Linked DNA regions of Mus musculus: all the other regions are linked to region 2. Evidence: chromatin loops called from intact Hi-C (ENCODE). Cell type or tissue: heart. All regions are shown on one strand. Region 1 has its middle 40 kb from the start of 2210417A02Rik. Region 2 overlaps Gm36405 (a long non-coding RNA gene). Region 3 holds the start of Gm36140 (a long non-coding RNA gene). Region 4 overlaps Slc7a1 (solute carrier family 7 (cationic amino acid transporter, y+ system), member 1).

Region 1 (8,000 bases), 92 kb after region 2:
TGTTTTGGATGACGGTGAAAACCTGAGAGGTGGGACCTGGCTGGAGGAGCTAAGTCCCTGGGGAGCGAGTCTAGGTGGAATATTATCTCTGGCTGTCAACTCTCTCTGTGCTTCCTGGCCTTCTGCAACGTATGCTGTGTTCTGCCACAGACCCCTGCTACCACACGGCTCTGCCTGCTCCAGCACACTTGACTCCTCTGAAGAAGCAGGTCGAAATAACACCCCCCGCCCCCCTTGTTTCTGTCTTGCATTTTATCGGTGACCAGTAGACCAAGCAGACTTTTCAATTTTGTTTTGCTGACTCTGGCAATTCTATTTAATAGTCTAGTGGAAACCTCATCTCCTCTAATCAGATGTTTTTGGAATTATGGATTAAAGTCAGCTCTGGGAAGCTGTCTTGAGGAAAGAGTTAGCTGTCAGGCCCACTGGAGAGATGGGAAGAAATTTCTCACTCTTCCAGAGACTCCAGATCCAGCTGTTCAGATGCAGCTGTTCTGATGGGCCCTGGACCTGTCCAACAAAGCAAGTCACTTGCAACTGAAAAACCTTTTCCAGGACCCCTCTCCCCCTCCCCCCACAACACCCCTCTCTGTATGAAATTGAAAGAATTTCTTTCGCCAAAAATCTTTACCATTCCTTAAAGAACATCATTCTATTTTCAGTCTTTCACAGTTTTTAATAGACTTTTTCCAGAGAGTAGCCCATTGCATTTCCAGTACCACACGTGGGTTATCTTTGTGTTCTAGAAGGTAATACATCTGCTCCAGAGATCTCACCCTGGACATTCAAGAAAAGGGTTATTCAACGGATTTGGAGCAAAAGCAGACAGCAACCAGTAGGAGCCAGCAGGGTTCTCTCTTGGAGTGGCTGAAACCTTGTCACATGGACTTAGATTTCCAGCCAAGGCAATGTCATCGGCCACCCTAGGGACTCAAATTATGACTGTGAGGAGACTGTGCCCATCCTCGGTGGAGGACTGAAGTGTTAAGGGCTGTCTACTGTGTGCTTCCAACCCCATGACTTAACCACTCTGAAATTAAGGGATCAGCCCAGACAAAGATAACAGGGTTTTAGGAAGCCGTTTACAGTGATCTCATGATCTCCATCCCGAGAAGAAGAAAAAACAGAGGAAGAAAAATTTAGTCTCAGTGGGAGGACATTGGTGTGATGCAGCTTGTCGGCTAGAATTCGGAGACTCACGCTTAGAGATAAGACATGGCCTGTAATTACCTTGTTCTTGCATGCTGGGCTTTACCAACAATTTAAGGTTAAGGGAGACATTCCACCAGCTTGCCAGTGACACAGAAGGGAGAGAAACGGGCAATATGTTGGAAGACAGAAGTGGGATTTAAACCAAGTTAATTTTCTGAATCAATGGTTTAATGCTAACATGCATATATAAGCAACTAATACACACACACACACACACACACACACACACACATATATATATATAAACAAGAGGAAGAGAACATACTTCCTGCAGGTTAAAAAATGGTCAGGATCACAAATGGAAAAAAGGGAGACAGAGACAGTAAGAGACAGAGAGAAAGAGAGAGAGACAGACAGAGACAGAGACAGAGACAGAGACAGAGAGAGGGAGAAAGATACCCATTTTGAGTTCACCCTCACTTAGCTTAAAAAAAAAAAAACACAAAGCAGAACAAACAAACAAAATCCCACAACCCCAAGGCAGTGAGATGGCTCAGCAGATAAAGGTGCTTGCAGCCAAGGCTGCTGACTTGAGTCTGACCCCTGCAAGTTGTCCTCTGACCTGTGAACAGAGTGCTCCAGTGTGCACAGCATGGGCACACACCAAATAAACATAATAAAATAATTTTCAGAAACCGTCTCCATCCCCCCAGCTTTCCTCTCTTCCTGTACAGCTCAGGCGCCTCCCAACTTGGATGCAGGTTTTCTAATTCTCCATCTACTGCATCCGGCTGCAGCTAGAACATGAGGTCCAGGATGCCTTTTGCCTCCCCACCACCAACTTCTGTGGTCACATTCTGCCTTCTAGCTCCATGCACATAGCTCCGGGTCACCATCCTGCTACACATTCTGGCTGTGTCCATCTGTCCTCCTCATGGCCACCCCCACACCCCCCCACACACTGACTGTACTGGCTGGTTTCGTGTGTCAACTTGACATAGGCTAGAGTTATCACAGAGAAAGGAGCCTCCCTGAGGAAATGCCTCCATGAGATCCAGCTGTGGGGCATTTTCTCAATTAGTGATCAAGGGTGGAGGGCCCATTGTAGGTGATGCCATCCCTGGGCTCATAGTCTTGGGTTCTAAAAGAAAGCAAGCTGAGCAAGCCAGGGGAAGCAAGCCAGTAAGGAACATCCCTCCATGGCCTCTGCATCAGCTCCTGCTTCCTGACCTGCTTGAGTTCCAGTCCTGACTTCCTTTGATGATGAACAGCAACATGGAAGTGTAAGCTGAACAAACCCTTTCCTCCCTAACTTGCTTCTTGGTCCTGATGTTTGTGCAGGAATAGAAACCCTGGCTAAGACACTGCCCCTCTGAGCACCCCCACATGCTGCTACCTTGCACTTTCTCCAACAGCTCCAGAGTGTAGGTGTGTTGCCTGCTTGGGCATCCCTAATTCTTCTGCACTTAGCTGAGGACAGCTCCCCTCTCTCTGTCTGGTTTTCAAGATGACTGTCAGCATGTCATGGTCTCCTGATGTCTCTCCACTCCAATAGTTTCTTGGCTATGGAGTGGACTGTGAATTGCTGGTTGTCTAGACATCTGTTTATTTCCCAGTGGACTCCTGTGGCCACAGGAGGTACACACAATTTGTTTGGTTCACCACTGCATCCCAGCAAATAGAACACTCCCTGGCACACAGAGGCCCTTAAAATGTTGTTTGTTTGTTTGTTGTTGTTGTTGAATGAAAACACTAAATGATACATGAATCAACAATTAGGCAAATTAGTATAAATAGAAGTTGTCAAAACTATCAAGGGGGAAAAATAGATAAGGAACGTTGATCTTGTCTGAGCCGGTCACCAGTCAGTTGAAGTCACATTTAAGCTGGAATCTGGGGACTGGCAGTGGGTGGTGAGGGGAGCTCTCCAGCAGAGCTATAATGAAATAAAGGGCAATAGATCCTGCAAAAAGCCCCAGGGACATTTGAAACTCTTTTTTTTTATTATGTATTTTCCTTAATTACATTTCCAATGCTATCCCAAAAGTCCCCCACACCCTCCCCCACCACTCCCCTACCCACCCATTCCCATTTTTTGGCCCTGGCATTCCCCTGTACTGGGGCATAAAAAGTTTGCCTGTCCAATGGGCATCTCTTTCCAGTGATGGCCAACTAGGCCATCTTTTGATACATATGCAGCTAGAGTCAAGAGCTCCAGGGTACTGGTTAGTTCATAATGTTACACCTACAGGGTTGCAGATCTCTTTAGCTCCTTGGATACTTTCTCTAGCTCCTCCATTGAAACTCTTAAAAGACAGCTCTGGTTCCAAGTCAGAGGTTTGCCGTTTCTCCTGCAGGAAGGTGAATCTGAACATGTTAGCTCACATGAGGCAGGAAGCCCAGATCAGCGCCATTAACGCTACATTGGCCCATTTCATCAGCCTCCAAGGAATTCCCAACGGCCATTGTCCTTGCTCCTGAACAGAGTGTTTGAGACCGAATAGTGAGAAGCTAGGACAAAGCTAGAGCCAAGCGAGGGGGCGTGTCCCAGGTGGGCGTGTCCCAGGGGGTAGCTTCACTTCCTTCTCAACTCTTTGCCTTCCTGTGTGATCCAGGAACCAGGACACACACAGAACCCAACAGTGTCTGGCCTCTCTTCTGAGCAGCAGATGGCTAGGTTCAACCTTAGGGATGGGTCAAGAGTTCAACCACAGCTTCCTGGCAGGGAGCTATTCAAACGCAGGAATGTGAGAATGGTACAGCCAACCAGTGCAGTTGTGCATAGTTCACACAGTCCCTGAAGGAACAAAGGAGAGGACCACGGACTCACAGGCGCAAAGAAACAAGTAAAACAGCCGTTTAAATCAACAGCCTGCCCTTTGACCCAGTGACCCTGTCCCAAGAAGCCAGTACTCCGGAAGCAGGCAGAACCTGGCAAAGCTCAGAATGGTAACATTCACACTTGTATGGTATCTACCACACAGAACGTCAGGGAAAACCCACATATCTGAATTAGAAAAGGGTGAAATGAATTATACCTCAACAACGACGTGGGCACTGGATTGTGTTTAAAAATACATTCCATTGTTTGGGAAATACAATGTTAAGTAAAATGGCTGTATAGAGAAGGGACTCACCTATTTCAAGCCCTAAATTTATACTCTCAAACAATAAATTCGAAGGAAGGTTTAGGAGAGAATCATACGTTGCTATATCTGGCTAGCATAAATGAATATTTTCATCTCGGTATTTTATTTTAATGAACCCATTGTAAGTCACCAGCACCAAAAATGTTTCTTCATGTCTTATATTTGCCGTATTGAAATATACAGAGCTCAACTTTGCCATTTCCGGGCCATTTTAAGTGCAAAAATGGTCATTGTAGTCACACTGTTGCTACAGCCACGGCCATCCCTACCATCCTTACCCTGAACGCGTTCATCCATCTTCCTAAACAGAAACTCCACCCCCACCAAACTCCCCACAGCCCACCCTTAACAAGCACACTCAGCTTTTTAATCTCTGGCATTACCTATCACGTAGTCCACAGGAGGCAGCAGAGGGCACCTTAGCATCCTAAGAGCTCTGGGGTTGTATGGCCTCCAGCATGGAACTGTGAATCCCGGATACTTTGTTTACAATGTAAGGATCTCCCTCACAGAGCCTAAGACAGCGGTTCTCCACCTTCCTAATGCTGTGACCCTTTAATATAGTTCCTTATGTTGGGGTGACTCCTCCAACCATAAAATTATTTTTTGTTGCTACTTCATAACTATAATTTTGCTACTGTTATGAATTATAATGTAAACGTCTGTGTTTTCTGACAATTTTAAGAGACCTCTGTGAAAAGGCCCATTGAACCCTCAGGGGGGGGGGGTCACAACCCACAGGTTGAGAACCACTAGCCTAGGGCCTCTGGGATGTTGAACCTGTATTGACAGTTCTTCCTATAGTCTATCTCTAAAATGTCCTCCAAAGAACTAGAGAAATGGCTCAGATGTTAAGAGCACTTGTTGCTCTTGTAAAGGACTTGAGTTCGATTCCCAGCACCCACATAACTACCTGCAATTCCAGCTCCAGGAGATCCAAAGCCGCCTTCCAGCCTTCTCTGTCACCAGACATGTATGTCATGCACTGACATGCATACAGCCCAAACACTCATAAACATAAAGTAAAAAAATAAATAAGCTTAAAAGATAAGATATCCAGCACCCAAGGTCCTGAGCTGCACAGAACTGTGACCCTCACACAATGGGCGTCACACAATGACATTGTCACTGTGACAGCTGGAAATAGGAAGTGCCTCGGAAGTGGACAGTGTGCTTATTTCCTGTTACTGTGGCTGCTGTCTAGGCGCAAGTTCAGCTTCCTTAATCTTTAAGCTGTTCTCAAGAAACATTTTTACTTCCACATCCTGTTGCATGAAGTTTTTACTACCCTGCTTTAAGCTCCAGGCAGACCGTGCTACCAGTCCCTGCCCTGTTTCCCTTGGCTCTGCGGATGAAACACGCACACACACACACACACACACACACACACACACACACACACACACACACGTTTACACAGGCACACACACATTAACTTATTTTTAATATGCCTTTTAGCTCAATGGCTGGACACTTCTAAGCCTCCTGGGGATAACCTGCCCTAACCTTCACTCCCAGCTCAGAGCCTCTAAATCTGCCCTCAACTTAGCTGCACAGTTACCTTCTTCATGCTCAGCACCCTAAATCTGACCTCAGCTTAGTTGCATTTGTAATCTCCTGCCTGCTACCCCCAGGCCTAGCTGGGGAAGAGGCCAATGGTCACTCCATCTCACATGGCTGGTAGCTCTCTCTCTCTCTCTCTCTCTCTCTCTCTCTCTCTCTCTCTCTCTCTCTCCCTCCTAAGCATGTTGAATCTTCTTTTTTCCTCCTGCGCCTCCTAGCTTGCCTGCGTGAACCTGGACGTCTCGACTCTTCTGCCCAACCATTGGCTACTAGCATCTTTATTGGTCAATTAAGAGAACTTCAGCATTTGTATGCAGATTCCTGAACCACCCCCTACAACATTCTTCCTTTTATTTCTCATTTTTATTTGTTGAGGATTTATTTTTATTCATATAGAAGCCAGAACAGGTGCTTGCAAGCAGCCTGATGCGGGTGCAGGGAACTGAACTTAGGACCTTTGCAAAGGCAGTATGTCCTCTTAACTTCGGAGCCATCTCTCTAGCCCTCCACCCCTTTTTTATAAGAGTTATTTATTATTATACATAAGTACACTGTAGCTGTCTTCAGATGCACCAGAAGAGGGCGTCAGATCTCATTATGGGTGGTTGTGAGCCACCATGTGGTTGCTGGGAATTGAACTCAGGACCTTTGGAAGAGCAGTCAGTGCTCTTAACCGCTGAGCCATCTCACCAGCCCCCTCTCGCCCTCTTTTAAATATTTATTTATTTAGCACTGCAAATTCAAAGTAGAGTCTTGTGTGTGCCAGACAGAGCTACACCCAAAGCCCCTTTCCTTTCCTTTTTAATTGTTGACACAAACTCTCACTAAGTTGCTCAGGTATGCCATGGACATGGACTTGTGGCCCTCCTGCTTCAAAGGACTAAAGGTGAGAGGCCTGTGCCGCCAGGCCACCTGACCCTTGGTCCTTGACCATTTCTTTCTCTTCATGCCTCCAAACAAAACAAAACAAAACAAACAACCCCCCTCCCCCCAGAACTCTGGATTTTGCAGAGAAGAGACAGAAACAGGATGATAAAGAAAACAGGAAGAATAATGAAGACCCGCCCCAGGTACCTGGAGAGGCATTCACAATCGCTGTCTCCTGATACTCCCGTTTATTTCATCCTGGTTATGACAAAGGGCTTTGGAAAACAAGAAAAACAAAACAAAACAAAACAAACAAACAAACAAAAAAAACAGAACAAAACAAAACAAAAAAAAAAAAACCTTGCCCCAAGCAATATTTAAATGGAAGCAGTGGACGCCAAGGTTTCTAGAACTTTCTATGTATTTGCCTTTTGAGATCAGCCATAATTCTCTGGATCTCCACACATAGCCTTTGTGTACTGTCTCCCCTTCTTCCTGTGGCGTGTCTGTGGGTTCACAGTGTCTCCCCTCTTCTTTCTCCTTTAGAAAGGTCTCCTAATCTGGCCCTGACTGCTTGCTTCACAGGCTGAAGAGGAGAATCCCAGATTGCCTTCACTCACAAGATCTGGCAGCCAGAGCCCCGAGTCCCCCAAGCCCAGTGAGCAGTTCAAATATAAAACCGCACATAACAAGAAAAGTGAAGCACCATGAAACTCTTGTTTGATTAAAAAAAGAAGAAGAAGAAAGTAAACGAAAAATAGCACCATGTAAATATTGTACGTCAAGTTCATTTGTGCTAATTAAGAAATATTGGACATTTGTTTTGAATGGGCTTAGCAACCACTCCGTTTGAGTGGAATCTTCTGGAAAGACTGGCGAGGACAGAGCGGATGTCTTAAAGAGAAAGCTTGGAATATAGACAGGCACGGATGCCAGCCCTGTCCCTCTCAGACGCCTGCCGCCTTCCAAGACTGTGTCTTTGAAGGCATCCATCTCTGTGAGGCAAGCTGTGCCCCCAGGAGACACCTCTTTCCAGAGGCATCTGTGCAGAGCAGAAGTGGGCCGGCTCGGGCACCGAGCGTCATTCTAAGATGCTCAAGTATCCCGTTCCTCTCTGAAGATGCAATCTCCTGCACTGAGGGAGTGGAGAGACTTGAGCCCAAGTTTCTACCAACACCTCTTTCTGGTCCTCTGTCCATTCTCAACGCCTCCATCCTCCTTGGGAGAGCCGTTAGCTTGACATTTTGAAAGACTTTCTCCTTGTACCCT
Region 2 (8,000 bases):
AGCCTGTGCTGCCTCCAGAGACTCCAGGGGACAATCTGTTTCTGCCTCTTCCAGTTTCCGGCGACAGCTGCATCCTCTGGCTTGTGACTTAAGAGCGCAGTGTCATCAAACATCCTCAGGTCTGCGATTCTGCGGGCCACCACTTAGTGTGGGAGGTCGCATTTAGGATCTACTGGCATCTCCTCACCATCTAAGTCTTAAAACTTAATCTCCTGTGCCCGTCCTCTTGTCCATGGGCAGGGCCATGGATGATGTCACCACAGCAAGGCATGATTGGCAAGAGACAAGCAAAATGATGTCTGCAGGACATGTGAACCTTCAGAAACGATTTTCTATGTCACCAGCCAGGGGGGAAAAAAAGTTCTCATGAAAACAAACAGCAGTGCTGTTGAGGACAGAGGGGAAAGGAACCTGATTACCGTGGGTAGGTTGTATATTCCAGTGTAGCCCCTGCGGAAACCAGGATGGTCATCCCTACCCCCACCCCATCCCCATTAACTGAAGATACTACTGCCTCATGGCTGCCACAGTGGCAATGGCTTGTAACCCCAGGCTGGGCTGGACAGCCAGGAGTTCTTTGATGAAAGGTTGTTCAGACAGCCCCAGTGAGCAGCACACCCACAGAAAAGTGGGCCAGGGTCAGGTACAGATTTTTGGTATCTTCTGTTTTCTTTGCATCCAAGGCACCTTGGTTTGAGGTATATTCTGAGCCCGGACAATTCAGAGAGCACAGAAGTTAGGAGCTGGCCATTTGGGGAGAGGGACAGTTTTCAACCTATTCCACCCCCCAACCCTTTGCCTTTCACAGACCCTAAGTAATTTGCCTGAGGGCCCTTGGTTGCTTGGCCCTGACTATGTATCTGATCCCGATGGATGGATGAATGACACACCGTTAGCTTCTAACCACTGCTCCACTGATGCCAATAGCATCTTAGTTAGATCAGCCAATCAGAAAATTGGTAGTGTGCACTAATGAACAAATCTGTCCATTTTAAAATGGGTGAGCTTAATTTTACTAGTGAAAGAGATGTTTCACAGGCCTGACTGAGAGCAGGGTCCTGTGGCACATCACCAGAAATCCCTGCCGGGGTGCCAAGGGAAAACCTGTCTTTCTCTTCCAGTTTCAGCTTTTCTGTCTCTTTGTCCTGGACTCTCGATGGTGCACTGTTTTTACTGTGTAAGGATGGCAATTAGTGACTTAGCATCCATCAAACCTTATTTCCTGTGATCCAAATCCAATTTAAACCCCCTTGCTTTGGAATCTATCCTGACAGAAAGTCATCGAAACGCAGGGAATTAAAATGGCTTATTTTGAACTGGAGAGCGCACTGGAATCCATAAGCTGGAGCGGCTTGCTGGAGTAGGTTGCCCTCCCTCTGTGCAGAGTTTGAGGGGGTACACTGACAGATAGTGAGAATCTGTGGGTCTCACAAGCTGCTGCCTGTGCTGATGAGGCCAGCCTAGGAGTCTCCCCCCCACCCCCCACCCCCGCTTTGAAAAACAACTGCTACAAAAATCCAGCCCCATTGAGGCCTCAGCAAACAAAGCTAAGTTTGACCACAACAGGTGTTTCATATCTGCTGACACCAGAGAGCCGCTGGCTGGCTTTGTTATGAGATTCGGTTGGATTTTTTTTTTTCAAAATGTCATTTATCACAGGTTTGTGGGTCAAAAGGCACCACTGTTTCTTCCTTTGTTGTCCATCCTCTGGTTAGCCCAGGGGCCTCTCAGATTAGTGGCATGAGCAACCTCGGGCAGGGTTAACATGAGGGCTAACTTGCAGTATGTGTTATTTTCATCCACATCACATAATTTTAAAGAATTTGTCCTCCATCCGTCTGTCCTTTCGGGGTTCCCTGGGCACCTTTCTTATCTGAAGTGTCACTTACCTGAAGGAGGCATGGCTCCCTCCAGACTTAGCTCTTTGGTCCTTCTCAGCAGGGAGATGGAGGAGGTTTGCACGGCACAGTCTATTTTGCCAAGTACTGGCAAAGGGGCTGCTTCCCTGCTGTGTACCTAAGACGCTCCACACTTTCTGGTTTTCCCGAGGTGCCAGACCCCAGTGCCAGAGGGACACACCTCATTTTATCTGATTTTCTCTATAAAAAGATACATCTGCCAATGGCCACTCACATAGCCCAAGGCTAGAGGACTTGCTTACTATGCCCAAGGCTATGGGTTCATTCCCCAGCACTTGAAAGCCATCCCTGACATTCATTTTCTTAGACTCAGACTTTCCTTGTATTGCTTCACCTTCTGAAAGATTCCATTGGGCAGCCTGCATATCCGTGAGAGGAAGTTTTAGGGCAATGAAGTCCTTGCCACCCTATTGGGGTGGCTGAAATTCTCAGGGGTTTCCCACCGTTCTATATTTTATTCAGAAAATAGAATGCCAGCCTGGGCTCTGCTAGGCCTGAATAGATGTCACTCCAGATTAATGTTTTACTCTGATGTCATGGTGTTAGGCATCACTTGATACATCAGGGCAGAGGACTCCTCACTTGGAGACTTGCCTCCATCAGATTGGCCCGTGGACACGTCTTTGGGGAATAGTCTTATTGCTGATTGGTGTAGGAGGGTCCAACCATCCCTGGGCAGGTGAGTCTAGGCTATATAAGAAAGAAGGTGAGCCAGCCTGGGGAACACGCCAGAGAGCAGCCTACCTCTCTGCTTTAGTTTCTGCCTCGGCTCTCCTCAGTGATGGACAGCAACCCGTAAGCCAAAATAACCCCTTTTCTCTCCAAGTTACTTTTGGTTGCAGTGTTTATCACAGCAACAGAAAATGAACTAGGCTAGCTGTCTGAATTTAACTTTTTTTTTTCCTCCAACTTCTAGCATTCCAAAACCTCTGTGAAGTGCAGCATCACTTATCCAACATATGTAAAGAAACTGCTTGCAACTGTAGCTCATTCATTTCCTGACGCGGAAAGCAGGGTTCCAGGACAGAGCCAACGTGGTTCCATCTGTGCCCGGTGGAACTCTGTCGGCCTGCCCTTCTCAGTAAGTTTTATTGCTTCTTCTCTCTTTCCCTTTTTGCTCTGCATGAACCTGGCCACCAAGATGGCTGCACCCAGTGGCAAAACCCTCAACTCTCCTGGCTCAAAACAAGGAAAGACCTTGGACAGCCCTAACATCCGGGAAAACGGCAGGGAAGTGACGTCCGCCAGGGGGCGCCCTTGTTCTCACCTGGACTCTGCAGACCTGGAGTGCAGCAGGACAGCAGGTGACCATGGCTCAGGAGGGCCTTGATGGGCAGGCGGCGAGTGGGTCACAGAGTCACTAATGGCCCCGCCGTCCGCCACCTGCCGCCAGCCGCCTGCCGCCGGATGAGGAAATGGCCCTGCCCAGGCATCGATCTTGGAAGCAGCTGAGCTGAGCTGTGGTTCCAGGGAGGCTGCCTGCTCCAGAGGCCTTCCCATGTCCAGTCCTAAGGCCCTGCACACTTCCTGCCTCCCTCCCTTGCTTGTTTGCTTCAGTCCACCTATCTTTCCTTCCTCGATGTTTCTAACCCCAGGTTACTGTGTGTGTGCCCTCAATAAAGCCATCATCCTCAAGGCGCTTGTCTGGAAGCAAGTCTCTCAGCTCTCCACAGATTGCGGGCAGGGGGGGGGGCGCTTTCTACTGACACTCAGTAACCAGCTTCCCTTTTCTCTACATAAGGTCCAGAGGGGGTCTGAACAGGTTTCCTTGTGGGAAATCTGGTACCATTGTGCCCACACTCTTGCTAAGGCTGATCCTAGAGCATGAAGTAGGTGCTGCAAGCCAGTCATTGTGCTAGGGACCCCCCTACTCCCCAAAGGCATTTCATTCCCAATTCGCTGGACCACTCTTTTTTCACAGAGGCCAAAATCTCTGGCAAGAGCCTACTTAGTGGCAGCTCAACTCCCTCCACCGAGACAGGGTCTCCTGTGTCTTCGCACACCTTGCCTAGGAGAGAAATCAGAGCTAGATTATGCTACCTAGGCTGCCGCAGATTGCCCGCTTCCTCTAGCCTGCTCCTTCCCACAAGACTGGAGATGGAGATGGATGTAGAGGCAGCCTGCTTTCTCCTAAGCCCGTTCATGGCTTCTCATCGTGTTCATCTCCCTTTGTGCCTACGTGTTTGTAATAAAATACCCATAAACACATCGTTAACATTGGATAGGGACACCCTAAAAGGTGTGTTTGGACTTAATCTCTTTACGGGCCTCATCTCAGAGTTATGTTCGTTTGGAAGCACTAGTGAATCTTGGTGGGGGAATGTGATACCATTCAGTCCCTAACAGAGGCCTAAATAAGTTTTAGGTATATGAGGTCACATTCTGCAAGACGTGCAGGCTATCTTTATCTCCTATGCAAACGAACCAATTTCTGTAAACATTTTTTCTAAAAGCAGTTGTTGAACAGAAATATCCAAACACTAGGTACACTGCCTTAAGTAATTGTTTTTAAGTCATGTGTTTGGAGTTTTGTTCAAGAAAAATAATGTGTGAAATCCACTTTATAAATCAGCCGCTTTAGAAAAATGTCTGTCTTGGAAGCCAATTTTTCTCTCCTCTATCAACAAACCTTTCCAAGTGAAGGTTTAAGCGGGAGGGTGTAGTACAGGCAAATGGGCACGAGGTGGCGCCCTAAGTAGCGGCAAGGAGCAGGCAAAATGCATCAGGCTCTGGATTTGGTTTGAATGAAGAATGTATTCATTCAACATGTATTCAGTCCTTGTTGATTGAAGCTTTAGGGTTGGAGCTTTGCAATGTCAGGATCTTGCAGCAGAAACGACCTGTTTAGATTCTTATCTACTTATTTTCTAGGCTATTGTTTGACCCAGATATTTGCCTCTGCCCAGCTTGCTGGGTGAAGTGAGGTTAGGTCTGTAGCTGATTTGCATCTTTAAGCGCTGTCCGGAACTGGTCAGCTGGATCTGCAGTCAAGTTTGGGCGTGCTCTTCGTCAACAGCTCCTCCCTCCGTTTTCTTTGTCCATTGAAAAAAAAAGTTGCATCCTTCACTGATTCCCTGCCCAAGCTGCAGGTGTCACCACACAAATTGGGCAGTCTCCAATCGTTCCTCCCCTGACGGTTGTTCTCTGGCTTTCTCCTTCCATGCACGGAGAACTGGTTTTGTTTCCCTTGACATCTTGTTTCCACCTCAGCTACGTGGAGGAAGAGTCGCAGTGTTTGTTTATTCCTCTGGTTCCCCTTTCCTCCTGATGGTAAGAGCAGGTCCCTTTGGGCCCCCAGCTCCCACCAGGAGCACCCCACCCCCAGCTCTACTAGGAACCCTTTCTGGGTTTTAGCATCGCCTTCTGTACCTGCCCCTTGAGGTTTCAGTAGGAAGCAGCTTCCTGCATGGACACCCAGGGGTTGGTTTGCCTCTGTCTATCTCTGTAAACTTCTGGAAACATCTTTATTAATTTCTCTCCAGTCAACCCTTAGAGGTGTTAGCTCTTCCTGCAAGGTTTTGATTGAGTCACAGAACCAGAAAACCCTCTTTGTGCCTCCATTTCTCTTCTTTTAAGTGAGAATTCATATCCACCTTGTTAATGAGGATCTTCTCTAACAATGACTATAAGCCAAGTGACATCTGAAACCTGTTAACTTCTCTGTACAAGCCTCTGTAATCATCAGAGTGAGCGTCACAGACTAGGTCCTTGGTCCAATGTCTTCCTTCACTTATGCTAATTTTTGTATTAATGGGCAGGTTAATGGGTGCCTTTATGCCGAAGCACCAAAGCATCACAGAAGATTGTCACAACCGTGCTAGTCAACGCTGCGGTCCTGACTACAGACGCAGAGGCCAGACTGCCAGAACCCCAGGCCCTTATGAGTGTTATGTGCTGTGTTTCCTGGCGTATACTAGCCTGTTGCTTCCTCTTTTCCATCTTGCCGACTCCTTCCACCTGCAAAACAGAAGCTGCCCGAGTCCAGCTGTTGTTTATATGGAGGTACATCAAGGCCAGGGAGAGCAAACATTTAACAGGGGCTCTGCTGGGGGCCGGGAGCAGCCTCTGAGTGTCCTTTGCTCCTTTGGTAGCTGGACACTGGGTCCTTCCTACTCCGTGTCAGCAGTTCAGAAGCCTGGCGAATACAATTACTCTAAGACTCTGGACTTGAGCTGTTCATCCCAGCAAGGAGCAGGCTGGAAGTTTCTGGAAGCTTAGAGTCAGCAGGCAGGTTGAGGTGTCTGGAAGGACAGACCCCACCTCATTCAGCCTGGACAGATGCTGCCCAGGTGCCTGAGTGGTGAGAGCCACCGAGAGCAATCTCGACTCCCGGAGGCAGAGACATCCTGGTACTCATTGTTGCAAGATGAGAAAGTATGCCCTCCATCCCTCAAGGCAGCCAGTGTTGCATGAATGGCACGATCTATAGACTGTGGGTCCATTGTACAGTTTCGCCCCATGGCCATTCAATTCATGTCCCCACCAATGCCCAGGAATTCCATTCTCCTGTCACGGAGTGAGTACCATGACTATTTCCTGCAGAGGGAAGTTTCTCAAAACAGCCCAGACAGCAGCCTTTGGTTGATTTGTGCTATCCTGGTGCTTAGCTAGCAAGGCCCAGAAAGACTGGGTCAGACAGAAACCAGCACCACTTGGCTAGAGTTCCCAAGGATACCAAAAAGCTCTTCAAGGACCAGACATCTCTCTCCGTGAGTGTAGAGTGCTCCCTTAGGATGTTCTAGTCCTCCCTTCTTCACTATAGTCGTGTGCATTGCGTTGATTCTGATCACTGGTGGACTTAACTGTGGGTCCTTGAAGGTTACAGTGAGACATTCCTGTCGTCTGGCAATATTGTAGGTGACTTACTTTGTGACACACTTGGAGATGTTCCTGTATTGGAATAGCTCGATGCAATCCTGAGAGCAGCTTCTGTGTTTAAGCAATAGAGGAAAGTCTAGTTTCCCCGTTTCTTAGGGCAAGCAGGACCATTTCTTGTTACGTTCTTTGCTTTTTTTTTTCTCCTTTTCCTCTTCCTCTTCCTCCTCCTCCTCCTCTTCTTCTTCTTCTTCTTCTTCCTCCTCCTCCTCCTCCTCCTCCTTTGATGCCGCTGCTGCTGCCACTGCTGCCTCTTCCTCTTCCTTTTGGTTGCCCATTGAGACAAGGTCTCACTATGTAGCCCCAGATAGCCTGGAACTCAATATATAGCTCAGGCTGGCCTTGAACTCATGGAGACCCCTGCCTCTGCCTCCAGAGTGCTGGGACTGAAGGCGAGCCCCACCACACTCGGTCATTTACTGTGGTGGGTCATTGGCCCAGGGAGTGGCACTATTAGGAGGTGTGGCCTCGTTGGAGGAAGTGTGTCACTGTGTGGGGGTGAACTTGGAGATCCCCCTCCTAGCTGCCCGGAAGGGAGTCGTCTGCTGCTTGTCCTTAGAACAAGATGTAGAACTCTCAGCTCCGCCTGCACCATGCCTGCCTGGATGCTGCCATGTTCCTGCCTTGATGATAATGTACTGAACCTCTGAACCTGTAAGCCAGCCTCAATCAAATGGTGTCCCTTACAAAAGTCATGGTCTCTCTCTCTTCATAGTAACAAAACCCTAATGAAGATGCCTGACATGTTCATTTATTTGTGATTTCTTGGCTCTTTATCCTTATAGCCCCCTAATATAAGTGTATATAGATTATGATCATTTCTTTTCGTTGTTCTAAAATGACATTTGGCTTGGTTTTGATACTATCTGACCTCTCCACCTTTTTGCAGTTAGCTCACTGTTCAGTTTGCAACTACATCTTTCCCCCGGTTCCCATGTGGGCCACCATTCCTCGGTCCTAGCAAATGTTACCTTGAAAAAAAAAAAAACTTCTTATCTTATGTAGACGGGTGCTTTGCCTGCACACACATGTCTATGCACTGTATGTGTGCATGCAATGCCTGTGGAGGCCAGGGGAGGGCCTTAGACCTCCTGGAACTGGAATTACAGTGGCTGTGAGCCACCATGTGGGTGCTCTTCTGGAAGAGCAGTCAGTGCTCTTAACCGCTGAGCCATCTTCTCCAGACTCAAATGTCATCTTGCTTTT
Region 3 (8,000 bases), 160 kb after region 2:
GAAGGAAGGGAAGGAGAAGGGATGGAGGAGGAGGAATGGAGGGGAAGGAGAAGGGATGGAGGAGAAGGGATGGAGGAGGGCAAGGAAGAGGAGACATGAATAAAGAAGAAGGGATGGAGGTGGAGGGATGGAGGGTAAGGAGAAGGGATGGAGGAGGAGACATGGAGGAGGGATGAAGGAGGGAAAGGAGAAGGGATGGGGGAGGAGGGATGGAGGGGAAGGAGAAGGGATGGAGGAGGAGGGATGGAGGAGGGCAAGGAAGAGGAGACATGAATAAAGAAGAAGGGGTGGAGGAGAAGGGATGGAGGAAGGGGAGGAAGAGGAAGCGACGGGGAGGGAGAGGGAAAGCTAGCTACCTCCCATCGACCTTTGTGAAGGAGGCTGACTTGTAGAGCCCTCCTTTACAGACTTGATTTGAGCACACAGAGAACCGTAATGATGGACACTTCATCCCGATCTCCTTACCAGGCCTGAGCAGCCAAGCACCTTGTGGTCCTGCCTTTTGCTGTTTCTCAGGTGGCCCCTGGCTGTGTCCATAATGCCTGTGAAATGGCCATCCTAAAGTGACACTTAGCTTTCTGCTGTGGGCTAACCCCCAAAGCCACTCTCGCTCACAGACAGGCAGGTAAGGCTCTCACTTCTTGTAAAAAGCCCTTAAATTTATTTTTAGAACGATTTAATGCCCAGTTTCCTCTCCCCCACCACCCCCACCAGCCAGCTTGTGATTTGAAAGCCATCGCAAGACATTTGTCTAAAAGAAAATGAGTTTCATACATAAATGGTTTCATCTAATAGGATTCGTACTAAGCGAGATTGTTTTCTAAAAAGAGTAGCCCAGGCAAAGGCAACTGAGGACCAGATACCTGTAATGTCTGTGACCCTGTGGAAGAGGCCCCAAGCTACCACAGTATCTGGAATACCCCTCAAAGGCCTGTGTTAGAGGCATGGTCCCCAGCCTGCTGCACCATTTAGAGGTAGAGGAACCTTTAGATAAACATTTGCTCTCTATGGCTTGGTTATTTGTGTGCTTTATTAGGAACAGAAAACTGACTAAGGCAACGAGAGAAAACAAATCCATACCTGTCTGGAGCTGGTTTGAGACCAGTGTGTGCTTCTAGGACTTCAAACAGCTGACCGGATGTTGCAGTGGACATTTCTCTCTTCCCAGAAGGGTCACAGTGGCATCTCATAGGAGAGTTTAAAGGGTTTAGTGTTGTTTTCAAAAGTTTTTGGAGGACAAACATGATGGATTGATGTGTAAAGATGTGCTGTAACCCTGGCAACCTGAGTTTGACCCTTGGAGCCTATATGGTGGAAGGAGAGAGCTGAGTTCTGCGAGTTGTCCTCTGGTCACACATATCTCGCATGCACACACACATTTACACACATTCCACATATATACCCACATATCACACACACACATATATACAGATGCATATCATACACACATATCACATACACACACATCATACACATAACACATACATATCACGTACACACACAAACTCACACAGAGGCACACTACACACACACATAAACAAACAACATACACATACATACACATAAACATACATGCACACATATCACATACACATATATCACACACACACCCCACATACATACACTCATCACATACACATGCATCACACATACAACACACAACACATACATATCACATACACACATAGAGGCACACCACACACACATAGACATACATGCACACATCACACACATACTCACACATACATAAACACAGACACCACACACAGAAGCACACATGCACAAAAAATATAAACAAAAAAATTTGTGTTTAATAATTTGACAAAACTGAAATAAACTGAATGGTCAATCCAAGACGTTTGCTTTTCAAAAGCACCGTTTTTTGCCTCAATCTTTTTTCACAAATCACAGTTAAGCAAATCTAATTTTTCGGTAATTCTTCATTGTTCTTCTTTTCAAGTTTGTTTCCTTGTGGCAGAATAATCAAATCTAACTCCCATCTGCTCTATGTACTGTATCATTCTGTGTGCATGGGTCACTCTCCTGTCCATTTGGCGTGCTATTCAGCATAGCGACCATATCCTTGGCTATGCTTTGGGGGATTTAAGCTGTATTAAAAGCTGAGGACATCCTGAGTTGCTGAGGGGAGGTTTCTGGTTCCCTCTTCCTTCTAGGATTCGAGGATTCCCATTCATGCCTGAATCACACCCACCACCCAAAGCCGCACTCACTCTAAGAGGGTCTGACCTGCCCTAACTTGTGACTCCTCCGTGTATGTTGAAATTAAGATTGCTCTCGGGTTGCCGATTTGTCCTGTCTACCACGGGTGTGTTCAGAACATGTTGTCAACAAAAGATTACATCACAGAGGAGGGTGTGCCCAGCAGGTTGGCACCCACCGGGTTCATCAGAGGCTCTGTGGGCTGAGAAACACAACATCGTCGGGGTTAATAGGTGAAATGCTGTTCCAATTTTGGAAGTTATTCTTCTGGGGAGTGAAGACAAAGAACCCCCGCCCACCCCAGCACGTGCCCTTGGCTTCCCTCCACCTGTGTTTTCCTGAACCTGAGATGTATTTGCACACGGCAACGCCCACCTTCCAAACAGAAGCTTGCAACTCAGCCAGATTTTCTGCTGAGCCAGCCAGTCACTGGGAACAAACACTGGGGACTATGACAACCGCAAATGTGTGTGTGTGTGTCTGTGAGCAAGAGAGAGAGAAAGACAGAGTGACAGAGACAGAAAGAGAAGATAGAAACAGAGAGAGATTGCCACTTTAAGTGTGGCATGTGTGTACATGTGCCTTTGGGTGTGCACTTATGCACAAATGTTTGTGACTACACGTGTGTGTGACTGTGTGTTTGTGTGTGTGTGTGTGCTTAAATTTGTGTGGCATGTTTGTGTATCTTCCCATCTTTCCATATGAACACAGGTGTGGTATGTAGTATGATCATTTACAGATGACAGACGTATGTGCATGCTGTGTCTGGGTCACTTTCCTTGTGGCCTTCTCCAGAGCCCTTGGCCTGGAAGACCTGAGTTTCCTGAGTCCACCTCCCACTCAGTACAAAGAAGCAAACCAAAGAACCAAGCAAGCTCCAACTGACTTCAGAGCCCAAAGGGAGGAGAGAAGTCTAGATTGAAACCCAGCCCCTGGATCTTCATTCCTCCCGTGTGGAGAAGGTAACCTTTATGAAATACCATGCTCCGGCCTTCAGCGAGACTCCTCTGTGTTATTCTCTTCATTACTGGAAGAAAATGCTCCTGCGTGTCTAATTAATGCCAGTGAGTCTGCAGTTCTAGAGAGGTGGGTCCTAATTAGTTCAGTGGGGTGTCTGCTACACTGAAGCCTTGGGGGTGGGGTGGGAGGGCTTTGGTTCTTCCTGAACCACAAGATTGAGCCTGCGCCAGACCAGCATGGGTCGGCACTGTGCTGTTTAGTCATAGAACCACAGGAGAAAAAAAAAGGTTTTGAAACCAGGGCCAGTCCCTAGACGCTGGCTTCCTTATCTGTGCAGTGAGGGTGAGGACTCAGGGTCTGGAGTATCGCCAGCTCACAGATTAGAAGACTCTATGAAGTGTGTTAATATTTGGTCAGTGTTAGGATGTCCCCCACTGGAAAGCTGGGTTAATGGACACTTTGGACTATGGGTCTTGTGATGTGGCTGAGAAAGATGACAGAGAACCCTAAAGGGGAAATCTACCTACTTCAGTAAGTTTGGGGTTTCACTTGATTTGAATGGGAGGTGAGCCAGAGAGACAAGACTGTGGTAGATATTTTTTTTCCTGACTCCTGTGTAATCCTTCATTTTCATCCATGTCAGTAAAAGATTTATCATCCGTGACTTTCAATTTGTAGGTGTTTGAGGGTACCTGGTTTTCAACAGCATGATACAGGAAATTTTTTTTAAATGGAAAACTGCAGGAGTTGCAAGTTAAGTGGGATTTAAACCAGCAGTCTAGATGTCCCCAACTCCCATGGCACCTAGAAGGCCCTTTCCAAAAGAACCCTTCCCACCGGAAGGACGCTGCCACAGGCCCTGCCAGGTTGGGAGGATGCTCGGTGTGAACCCTAGACCCAGCACTGACCGCAGCATGGCTACAGGCCCACGGCTGCCTGCCTCTGGCTGTGTTTGCATTCCATTTGATGAGAAACCTGGCAAGCTCCCCCCACATCAGCCCTCTGGCCTGGCCACCAGCCTGTGTGTGTCCAGAGGGAATGACATGGGACTCAGGAATCCTACCTGTCCAAGTGGCATCCACCCAGGACACGGGGGATGATGGCCTAATCTATGCCAGGACTCTTCCTGTGACGTCCCTTCTCTCCTCAGAGGAACAGGGAGGGGACAGGAAGGACCTGGCATCACCAGGCACAAGGCTATGTTCGCAGACAGCACCTGACAAGAAACTGGGAACAAGGAAGCCTTAAGTCTTGGTTGGGTGGTCAGTCAAAGATGGCAAACTTAGCCACTGAGGACTAGGGGAGTATTCAACAGGGGTGAAGGACTGACAGACATTGGCATAAGGGACTAAAGAGGACAATGGGAGAGTTGGATGCCTGGCCAGGGGAAAGGCTCCAGATGGGTTCTGACTCTGATGCCATTGTTCAGAGGTGTGGATTAGAGGAGGGGTTCTCGCCCAGGAGAAATCCTGACTCACTCTGGGCACTTAGCTGGCCACGTGGCCTCATAATCTTGCACTTAGCGAGATGGTTCCATGCCCTGAGCCGTTTCCTGATGCACAAAACAAATATTTGAACCTGAAATGCTGAGTGAAGCCGCAGGATGTTTGGTAGATTTTTTTTTTTTTTACTAACGTTCTCTCTGCTGCATCTAGAAGCCTTTGGGGGAGTTTGCTCTGTGGCCGTCAACACGGCAACCTTGTTCTGCAAGTAGAATGATCTGGAAGCCAATGACTTCATACATTAAGAATGTCCTCCCTGTCTGGCTCTTTGGCACTGGCTGTGTAATCGGTACCTAGACAACATTTTCAAAAGCACCCCTCCTCCCCTGCAAGCTGACATACAGCCAAGAGGGTGTGTGACCGAGGAACAGTTTCCTTCGCCAGCTCTGGGTGGTCCTGATGCCAGCTCTGTCTTCTCTAGCCCATGGATAGAAACCAGCAAGCAGAAAGCTGTTGGCAGAAATTGGAGGCAGCTCCATCTCGGCTGCAGGTGATATGTGATCGAGGTAACTCACTCAGCTTTCCGGAGGCTTCAGTTTCTCGACCTGAAAAGTTATTCTCAAGGGCAGGTCTCACTAAGCTGCGAGGCTTAACTGTGTCCTGAATAAGCGGAGGACATTTGGAGCCCTGTGGGACAACTCCCACCTGGGATTGAGTCTCTGTGGATGTGAGGAGAGTAGAGGGCTGTGTCCTTTATGTCAGCCAGGGCTCAGGGTCTGCAGTAAAGGGGGCCAGTTCTCAGCATCTCCTTGACAGTTCACGCATCCTTCCTGTAGAATTTAAAATCACATTCCAGGGTTGATTGGCAAGATGACACAAGAAGCCATTCCTGAGCTAAAAAGAATGTAAGGGAACACAAGCAGAGGGGACATCTAAGGTGAACCAAGAAAAAAAGGCGCTGTCTGAGAATATAAAACCCACAGTGGCTTTCTTACAATGGGACATTTTATGCAGTATTCACATCTCCAAAACACCCCTTTGCCCTCCACCCTCAGATACTATTTCTTTTGCCTTGGACGTTATCTGTCCTGTCTCAAATGTAAAGTACCCCCCCCCACTCCCAGCCCCCAATCCTGGCAGTAGAACTTCTGGGTTCAACTTCTGGAATTACATAAGCCCAAAGAGACAACCGAATCAGCAGAAAGGCCCTGACTCAGCACTCCGAACTGGCCACCATGGGGCCGGATTCTCCAGTCTTGACTTTGGCCAAATTCCCATTGAAATTCAATGCCTGGTAAGTATCAGCAGCTTCATACCTATGGTTCCAGAAGGATTTTAAAGGAATAGAGAGCAAAAGATGGGGACCTCAATTGCCTTGTTGGCGCTCACTACATTTACCAGGGTACCAGCCAGGTGCCACTGCCAGAGCAGACCACCCACCCAGAGCATCAAGTCCACCTTCATCAAGGGCTAGAAGGAGACACACGACAGAGAGGTGGAGGGGTGTGCGTATCCATTGATCCCTACCACACACTGTTACCTGGGATTTTTATCATTTAGCGTTTTACGTGCTGAGTTATTTCCAACCAACACTTTACTGCTATGAGGCTACAGAGGGGAAGCCAGGAAGCATTTCAGATGCTGAGTCACAAAGAGACCTTAGAAGGGGGGGGGGTGGTTGAGGAGCAAGAAGGAGGGAGTGAGGAGAATTGCCCACTTCTGGGAATGAACCCGTGAGATAACCTGGAAATTGGTCCCTTCGAAATTACAGCTCCAAAGATAAAGAGACAAAGGAGCTGCTGGCAGAACGTCAACTCACTCATGATTTAGAAGGACTCTGCAACCTGGCTTGGCTTGATAGACACGTGGGGATCAAATGATCAATGAGGGCTCTCCCACTGGAGGATGTTGGGACGGTAGGATCCGGCAGTGATCATTTTTAGGGCTCCAGATTTTTCTGATACACAAGGAGTGCTAAGAACACCAAAAGACAGGAGACTCTGTTTTCTGCCAGCCAATGAAGTTGGGAGGGAAATACTTCAAAAGCAGAGAACTGTTAAAGATTTAAATAAGAGGTGGGGTTTTGTATGATAATTGTAGGAGGGGCTAACACCGTATGTTTCGAGTTGTGCACTTGGCATTGCGTGAATTTGACTATGATGCCCGGGAAGGACTATTATCAGCCATAATTTACACATAAGGATTCAAGAAATAACAGTCTCAGTCACTCCCTCAAAGCCAAAACAAATAAGTTCTAACTTGGTGGGCACCTGACACCAGGGAGACAAGGGAGAGAGCAAGGTAAGCGGGGTGCAGGCTGACCCTCAGTGCCACATTTCGAGAGGAGTGACAAACTAAAAGTCTAAAGTGCAACGTGGCAGCTGTCACTGAGCCACACAGCGTGTCGGAACCACCGGGACAGGTTTTACATAGTGGAGTCAAATCAGCTCTCAAAGAGTGAATTCAGGATTCTGCTAAGACAGTGATGGTGTGAGATAGAGGGAGGAGAGGGAGGAGTCTCAGAAAGACAGCCAAGGGTACAGGGAACACGCTGAGAGCTGAAAAAGGAAAGGGAACAAACAAAAACCCAGATGGTGGAAACCTAGGAGAACTAGGCACTGTGGCTCAGCAGTTAATGATAATGCTGCTCTTACAGAGGACCCAGGTTCGATTCCCAGCACCCACATGGTGACTCACAACCATCTGTAATGGGATCCGATGGCCTCTTCTGATGTGTCTGAAGACAGCGACAGTGTACTCACATACATAAAATAAATAAATAATTCTTTAAATAAAAGAATAATTTTAAAATAAAAAAAATTTTTTTACAAAAGCTAATATGACCAAAAAAGGCCAGTTGCCCTAAATTGTAGGACCATTAAAGGGATCTAAGAAACAAAAAGGCACCTCTGCATGTTCCTGGGTAGTATGTGTATTAGGAGGAACCACAGCATGTCCTTGGGGAGTCCTCTACATAGGAGCAAAGCAGGCCCAGTTCTCTGCGTCCCCAGTGAAACCAGGAGAAAGCCAAGGAATTCTGAGACTTCGGGGAGGCACTTTGCATCCAGCCCTGAGGTGAAGGCTTGCACTGAGCTAGCCGTTTTGCACATAGTCACAAGATCTACCTTACAGAGCACTTCAAGATTCACACTGGGGAACTTCCATCGGAACTCGGAATTCTGGGGCAGTGGCTAATCACTGGCAACTAAAAGTCGTTACTGTGTTTTGCAGTTTTTGTCTTATCTTAAAATTTCCTGGGGCTGGAGAGATGGCTCAGAAGTTAAGAGCACTGGCTGCTCTTCCAGAGGTCTGAGTTCAATTCCAGCAACCACATGGTGGTTCATAACCACCTATAATGAGATCTTGTTCCCTCTTCTG
Region 4 (8,000 bases), 460 kb after region 2:
GTCCTGACCATAGGACCGCCAGAGGGCCACTCACAGCCCCATGTCTGTCTTCTCCCCAGCTGTGATGGCCTTCCTCTTTGAACTGAAGGACCTGGTGGACCTCATGTCCATTGGCACTCTCCTGGCTTACTCTTTGGTGGCTGCCTGTGTTTTGGTCTTACGGTACGTATGGCATCCCTGAGGTCAATGACAAATGGTAAACAGACGCTTGTGGCTGTTTTAACAGTGCTGACGAGGGGGGTTGTGAGTTCATAGTTTTCAGGCCATACTAGCTGAATTGGAGAATGTCGGGTAGGTGGGATGTGGTCGGTGGTACACCCAGCCCCCACCCCATCCACCAGGGTCCCTATCGTGTCCCCTATCTTTCTGGCTAAGTGTCCCCAGCACCAGCATTGGTCTGAATCTGGGATCGGAAACTTAGAAGGCATAGGGCAGTGACTTCAGTCGGCCCGACTGTTGGGGTAGATGATTCCCAGGACTGCATTAGAAGAACCTCGGGCCTATGTATACTGTAGCTTCTGAGTGTCTGTAGCTCTCAGGGACACTGGATTCTCATTGTTTTTATTTTAACGACAACAGCATTAAAGTGGCTTCAGGGCCACTGAAGCTGGGTGCTCTAGCGCCTCACCCACACAGAGCCTTCCCAAAGCCTATGCCTGTACCCCATCTTTGCTTGGACATGGAAGAACAGGCTTCTGCTCTAGGGATGTCCTGAGGTGGCATTTGTCATGAGAACATGCATTCACAGTGACTGTTTGTGGCACAACCATCGCTTCCTTTCCTCCTTCAGGCGTTTGTTAGAAAGCAAAAAGCCATTTCCATAAAGCCTGGGCTGATCCCTGCTAGCAACTGCAAATTCAGCCTAAACTAGTTCATAGACCTCTTCAATTCTAGAGGCTCAACCCTAACATGTTCTTTGAGACCCACCTACTTTCTTTCTTTTTTTTTTAAATTTATTTTATGTATGCAAGTGCACTGTAGCTGTGTTCAGACACACCAGAAGAGGGCATTGGATCCGATTACAGAAGATGGTTGTGAGCCACCATGTGGTTGCTGGGATTTGAACTCAGGACCTCTGGAAGAGCAGTCAGTGCTCTCAACCGCTGAGCCATCTCTTCAGCCCCCACCTACTTTCTTAATTGGCTAAAATACAATGCCTTCGTGAGTCTGTAGGAAGAACAGTTAACTAGCTTGATACCCTTGATACACACGCTTCTTGCGCTTGGACTTGATTGTCCTCAAAACAATTCAAAAGGGACTCTGCTTTTCAAAGCTGTTGAGGATGGACGGTCTGGTTGGGAAGGCAAGGACCTGCCCTCATGTAATCACATGCTTCATCTGCAGGTAGCCTGGGTCATTAGAGGCTCAACCCTAACGTGGGGCTCAACCATTCCACAGGGTCCATTCTTCACAGGCTCTGTCGGTACGCACTCCATGGAACTTAGCGTTTTAGAATAGCTTTATCCAGTTACGGCATGTAGACAGAGCTTACCAGTCCTCCATTGATCTGTCCTTTGTTCTTGTATTGCTAGAGTCTGCACCGTTCTACTGGTTTATGACCTGTGTCCCAGGCACCTTAACCTTTGAATGCACAGTGAGAACTCAGACTGATGTGCGTGTCCTTTCTTAACAAAAGCCGCTATCAGCACTCATGCAGTGGGCATGTCTTTACAGGTACCAGCCAGAACAACCTAATCTGGTATACCAGATGGCCAGAACCACCGAGGAGCTAGATCGAGTAGATCAGAATGAGCTGGTCAGTGCCAGTGAATCACAGACAGGCTTTTTACCGGTAGCCGAGAAGTTTTCTCTGAAATCCATCCTCTCACCCAAGAACGTGGAGCCCTCCAAATTCTCAGGGCTAATTGTGAACATTTCAGCCGGCCTCCTAGGTAAGAGCTCCCGTTTTCCTGGGAAGGGGTTTGGAGTCTACGTCTGTGGTGCTGTGTGGCTTCTGCTCCACAGGCATGAGAGTTGGGTAGGGATGTGGGATGCTGGGAAAGATGAGGGTCTGGTTTGATACCCAGCTATGACACCAGCTTTTCATTCCTATGGAATTTATGACACAGAAGCAGTCTCCTTTTTTTTTTAATTAGGTATTTAGCTCATTTACATTTCCAATGCTATACCAAAAGTCCCCCATACCCACCCACCCCCACTCCCCTACCCACCCACTCCCCCTTTTTGGCCCTGGCATTCCCCTGTACTGGGGCATATAAAGTTTGCATGTCCAATGGGCCTCTCTTTCCACAGAAGCAGTCTCCTTTTGGAGGATTTGAATATATATATATATATATATATATATATATATATATATATATATATATATATATATATATATACACACATTATGTATATATGTATATATATGTGTATATATATCTTCAAATATATATCTTCAAATACATATACATATTGTATTATGTATATATGTATGTATATATACATATAATGTGTGTGTATATATGTATGTATGTGTATATATATGTATATATGTGTGTGTATATATGTATATATATGTGTATGTGTGTGTATGTATATGTGTGTGTGTATATATATATATATATATATATATAATTCCCCAATTCTAATTCTTTTCCTCTCTCACAGCCGCTCTTATCATCACCGTGTGCATTGTGGCCGTGCTTGGAAGAGAGGCCCTGGCCGAAGGGACACTGTGGGCAGTCTTTGTAATGACAGGGTCAGTCCTCCTCTGCATGCTGGTGACAGGCATCATCTGGAGACAGCCTGAGAGCAAGACCAAGCTCTCATTTAAGGTGAGCAGCTTGGCAGGCCTGCAGGAAAAATACCAATAGGTCGAGAGCGTGGTTTTTTTCTGTAAGAAAGCTGAACCTTTGTGGCTCGGCCAGACTTGGGAGCTTCGGGAGGCCAGTCTGGCCAGCTCACCTCAGGGACCCTCAGAGCACAAAATGTCTTGTTAAGCAGGAGCCCCTATGTCTCCCCAGTCCTCAGTTAGTAGGGCATACCCTGTCTCTAAGGGCCTCTTGTTAAATATCCTGATGAATTGCCTGACATTGTTTGGCCTTGGAGGTGACCCAAGGTATCTGCAGTTTTAATAATTTAATATAATAATAATAATAATAACAAATAATAATAATAATAACAATATCAACATAGTTTAACCTTGGGGATAAAATGGATATCCCTCTTCTAGTCTCTTTATGAGGAATGTTTGGGCAATTCTTTTTGGAGTGGGCTGTTGAGTTTGCCACCTCCCATCAGATCTGATGGCGCCTCATGTCTCTGCAGGTACCCTTTGTCCCCGTACTTCCTGTCTTGAGCATCTTCGTGAACATCTATCTCATGATGCAGCTGGACCAGGGCACGTGGGTCCGGTTTGCAGTGTGGATGCTGATAGGTATGTATGGGATGGTGTGTGCTTTGCTGGGTGAACCCGCATTCGATACCCAGCTTCTCTCTGTAAGGCCGAGCGTTTTCCCCTCCTGCTTCCTGACTGGCTAGTTAATGTAGCAGAACCCGCCTCCTTTCACCTCAGACAACATGGAGAAACAGGAGTTGTCAGTGGCTTACTCTAAAACTCCTGACACGTTGTGGAATCTCCTTCCCCTTTAGATACCTTTCATAGCCGGCTGCCCAAGAGAGTTCTCTCTCCAGGCATATCTTGAAGTTAAAAAAGCATGAGGTGAGAGAGATAGTTATTAAGAAAGCACCAGTTACTCTGGATAGGAAGGCTAAGTTGCACCTACTTGCCCAGTACCTGGCTCTGGGCTCTTCCGAGTACCTCTGCCAGTAGGACCACGAGCGTGTGGGAGCTGCTGGGAAGCTCTTGATGGAACGGCAGCTCTCGAGACAATCGGGGCTTGAGCAACCTGGGGATTGTGTACAGTTTAGTCCGGAGTTGTCTGCCTGGATGCTGGCCATCCCTCACTAGGGCTGATGTTGTGTCTCTCCCTACCAAGAGTGTGCCACTCTGTTCCCAATCTCCACCCCAGGCATCTGGCCTGGGGGCTGTAGAAGCTGGTTTCAGGCCTTCTCATTCTGTCTGATGGCCTAGGAGACCCTGGGCCCTGAGACCCTGGAACCTCGTGAGAAGCACCTTGCCTTATTTCTTTGTACATTCCAGGGACCTGTCTTCATTCGGCTTCAAAGTCTAGAGAGGTGCCCACAGCTCACTGTGACCCATTTCTTGGTGGTGGAGGTATGGGGTCTTCTCCTAAACTCCCCCTGCCTTGGGCCGGTGAGCCCTCGGGACTGTATTCCTGTGTGGGTTGCACAGGTGACCCTGAGCCATGTGTTCACAGTCCCTTGTGGGTCAGTCCTTTAAAGCATCACTGCAGATGTGGAGAGCCCTGGATGCTGGGTCAATACTGTGTACGGCCCTTGTTGACTGTCTCCTTCAGTCTAATGGGTTACTTAGGAAAAAAAAAAAAAATCAGAGCTACTAAGCCAGTCTAGGCTGGAAGTCCCAACCTGGGAAGGAACAGTGTCTCTCTGGTACTCTGATGCCACCTAGTGGTGGAAAACAGCTCAACGTCTTCTGTGACCTTCCACCCAGCCTGCTGCTCAGGGAAGCCCCTGTGCACCGCCCAGGATATACACAGTGCAAGCAGGACAGTGACTTTGGCTAATCCCATCCGGGGCCGTGTGTCGCCTCTCCGGGTGTCGAAGTCTACCTGGGCCCCCCCTGCGGGTCTGGCAGCCCTGCCTGCACTCTTCACCCTTCTGTCCCCTTTTCCCCCGTAGGTTTCACCATCTATTTCGGTTATGGGATCTGGCACAGTGAGGAAGCGTCCCTGGCTGCTGGCCAGGCAAAGACTCCTGACAGCAACTTGGACCAGTGCAAATGACGTGCAGCCCCACCCACCAGGGTGACAGCGGTTGACGGGTGCCCGTAGAAGCCTGGGACCCTCACAATCTCTCCACTCATGCCTCAGGATCAGCTCACACCCCCAATGTCACCAAAGCTGGTTTGCTGCCAGCTCGTGAGATCCTGGTCATTTCTGGACAGTCCCTTGGTTTACTCATCTCCCTCTGAACAAAGAAAGCAGCCCTTCTCCTTGCCGGCCGGCCGGGCGCTTCGCTGCTGCGGCCCCAGCAGAAGGGAGGCCCCCTTCTCCTCTCACTTGGGAAGCAGGCCTCCCTCCCTCCCTGGGACCACCCTGGCATCGCCCATGTGCACACTCCAGATGGCTAGTGAGCCTCTCCCTGTCAGCCCAGGACAGTCTCCTGACCACAAGATGCAAGACTATCCCAGCGAGGAAGCATGTGCCCCAACAGTGCTGCCCGACAGCCCATCAACTACAGAATACCTAAAGAGGAGGAACAGGCCCACATCTTACTGCTTTCTGGCTGGGGTGGTAGGATGGGGTCCCGGGTCTGCACAGAAGCATCTGTGCAGAACACAGCACGGTGTGAGCCGTTCAGGTGTGAGCCGCTCATCTCGAGCACAGAAGACGGGAGATCCCTGGAGTGACCAGTAGTGTCGAGATGAGACGGCCAGCTCAGCCCGCGTGGACTAGGGTGACATTCTCTGGTCTCATTCCTAGCAGGCCTGGGTTGGCTTTTGCTGCTCTTGGCGCCTTGTCCCCACTGTCCTGAGTCACTGGAACACAAGGCTGTATCCGTAGGGTTATTTCATTCTCTCGGGTCTTCTAAAGTTCTTCAGACAGGTGGCACTCAATGTGGGGTGGTGACGCCTTTCTGGCCACTGACGTGATCTGTGTGGCCTTTTACATCTAAGGAGTACTGCGGAGTCCTCCCCCTGCTGCTTGCTGTGAATCACTCCACTGGATTAACTTGGGGCTTAATGTTACCTTGGAAGATAGCCAAATCATTACCGACTGCCATATCAGCTTGCGGTTCAAGATGTGTGGCCTGCGCAGGAGATGGCTTGGGGTCCTATTGCTATTCCTCTTGTAGCTGTGGTGCCTTTGCCTGCTGCTGGTGAGATTTCCACCCTGGCCTGGACCTTATTCCCCTTCATTTCCCCTCCCCCACCCCACGCTCCATATCTCTCGGGGTGTGGCCTGAGGGCTGACACCTCTTCATTTACTCTTTGTAGATAGAAACTGCTTGAGAGTGCTGGTGGATTCTCAGAACCAGCAGGGTGCCCTTCCCCCACCCCACATCCCCCTTCCACCATATTGGGGTGGCGAAGCCTAGTGTCTTAGTCTAATGTTAATGCTGTTTATAAAGCCAAGCTTTCTTTTCTGTCTGGCTTTTGACCCAAGTCTGGTGGAAACAGGCTGAGTAGGTAGACTGATGGCCCTGTCTTTCCTCTGCTTTGGAAGATTCTTGAGAATGGAAGAGTTAGTGGGGCTGGACAGGCGTGTAGCCTAGTGGTAGCACACTTCCCCAGCCTACACAGGGCCTCAGCTTCCACCCCCAGCACTACGTATGGAAAATTAGGGAGATTAGAGAAACCACCTAATTGCTGGGTCAGCCAGTGGAGGACAGCTGAGCATCCAAGAGCCAGGCCCTGACCACCGTCCAGGCACTTTGTCTCCTAGGCTGCCTGAAAACACTGCAAAGGGAGTATTATAAGACCCTACATGTTGAGTTTCTAAAGGTATTTAAAGTTATGTAGATTGGTGCTGTAAAATATTTTGATAAATATTAACTTATTTTATTCGGGTCTTGATTACCTATTGTCTTCTTAGGGTCTGTTAAGTATCTGTCTGGGTTTTTTTTTTCCTTGTTACTTGAGAGAGAGAGAGAGAGAGAGAGAGAGAGAGAGAGAGAGAGAGGGCCCAGTGAGGTGTTGGAAGAATCTTTTAAAGTTTAGTGTCTTTGGCTTCTTTTTTGAGACAAGGTTTCACACTCTAGCTGGCCTGGAATAGGATTATCGTTGCCCAGTGTGGCCTCTGCCTCAGGCTCCCGAGTGCTAAGAGCATAGGCGTGAGCCTCCGCTCCTCCTGCTGAACTGTCTCTTGCTTTCTGGGTAAAACCTCCCTGTCTAAGGCAGCCTAACCATGTGTTTACAGTTGACGTTTCAGCCAGCAGCTTGTATCCCACCAAGGGGAAAGGTGTGTATCTAGGGGTTTGATCTGTCACCATCCCTCCTGAGGACCGCAAGCAACGGTCTATATATACATCTGTTCTATATGTTTCCCTGTGCGACACAGGAGCAAACACAGGCCCTGGCGGGGTGGGGTGGGGTCGGGGGGGGGGGCATCCTGAACCCACTTCCTAGTCAGGAAAAGATGCTTGAAGGCGGTGTGCCTAGTTAGTTGATTGGCCACTGAGCTCTTACTAAGAGTGGACACTTTTGGGGGTACACAGGAACAATGATGTATATAGTTATGCCTGGAGCGAGCCTCTAATGTGCTTTTTATTATGCCCCCAGTTCCTTCTGAAAGGAAAACACAAGCCCCAAACCCAAACAACACACACACACACACACACACACACACACACACACACACACACACACACACACATCCCTCCAGACCAACAGCAGGTGGTATCCCGTCTCCTAGCCTCCTGCCCAAAGAAGAGTCCCATTGGGTTTCAAAGCATGGCCAGCATTTCCTACCTAGCTGGAACTTAGACATTCTAAAGACACATTCCCATGCCTTGTTTACCTGCAGCTAGTATATTCACATTGAAAAGACCCATTTTTCCAGGAGCCTGTGCTCTTCCTGTCTCTGGGTCTAAGTTCATGAAGAAGCCAATACCCAGGAGTGGGGCACAAGATGTCTCCACCTTTCAGAAGGTGGCCCTGGTCATGGTGGTAGTGGTAGGTGGTGTCTATAGAGACATTAACCCTCCCACCCCACACCCCCGTGTATATTTGTGGAAGGGTGGGTGCACACCTAGGCCCATCCCCCATCCCTGCCCATCTCCTACAGCCAGGCCTTTGTGGATTTATTTTGCAAACAAAGAAAAAATGAGAGTCTGACCCGGGCAGTTTCTGGAAGATTGCTGGCTTTATTCTGTTTTCAGTTGTTCACAGTTTGGTTTTACAGTATGCAAATTCTGCCTGTCATCTGATATCCCCTCTGCTGGTGACTTGACTT

Evidence for each region. A loop is a pair of places that touch in the nucleus more often than their neighbours do. Peaks named below come from ENCODE experiments on the same cell type or tissue, not always from the same donor. Only the 100,000 strongest peaks of a DNase experiment are listed, where the experiment ranks them.
Region 1: a loop joins it to region 2, with 4 times the contacts of the local background. A loop is called at or near these places in 6 of 42 quality-filtered maps.
Region 3: it touches region 2 in a loop (2.5-fold over the local background); 2 of 42 quality-filtered maps call a loop at or near these places.
Region 4: a loop joins it to region 2, with 7 times the contacts of the local background. A loop is called at or near these places in 23 of 42 quality-filtered maps.

Annotation. Positions count from the first base shown.
Region 1 is chr5:148,697,895-148,705,894 of GRCm38, reverse strand. No RefSeq gene overlaps it. Among named protein-coding and RNA genes, the nearest start is that of 2210417A02Rik, 40 kb to the left of the region's middle. In heart, a CTCF peak has its summit at 4,701 (motif pointing right); DNase peaks (open chromatin) are centred at 934 and 5,484; H3K27ac peaks cover 1,027 bases.
Region 2 is chr5:148,789,862-148,797,861 of GRCm38, reverse strand. It overlaps Gm36405 (a long non-coding RNA gene), which reads left to right. Exons shown (of 3, transcript XR_377235.2): 3 at 3,061-3,545. Among named protein-coding and RNA genes, the nearest start is that of Gm36405, 15 kb to the left of the region's middle. In heart, a CTCF peak has its summit at 3,157 (motif pointing right); DNase peaks (open chromatin) are centred at 3,181 and 4,621; H3K4me3 peaks cover 211 bases.
Region 3 is chr5:148,629,632-148,637,631 of GRCm38, reverse strand. It overlaps Gm36140 (a long non-coding RNA gene), which reads right to left and starts at 3,724. Exons shown (of 4, transcript XR_868716.2): 1 at 2,248-3,724; 2 at 1,081-1,304. In heart, no CTCF peak of the experiment used is centred here; DNase peaks (open chromatin) are centred at 3,501 and 4,971; H3K27ac peaks cover 1,459 bases; H3K27me3 peaks cover 247 bases.
Region 4 is chr5:148,329,269-148,337,268 of GRCm38, reverse strand. It overlaps Slc7a1 (solute carrier family 7 (cationic amino acid transporter, y+ system), member 1), which reads left to right. Exons shown (of 13, transcript NM_007513.4): 9 at 60-162; 10 at 1,675-1,892; 11 at 2,611-2,777; 12 at 3,271-3,379; 13 at 4,726-8,000. The coding sequence ends at 4,829. Among named protein-coding and RNA genes, the nearest start is that of Slc7a1, 67 kb to the left of the region's middle. In heart, no CTCF peak of the experiment used is centred here; a DNase peak (open chromatin) is centred at 4,638.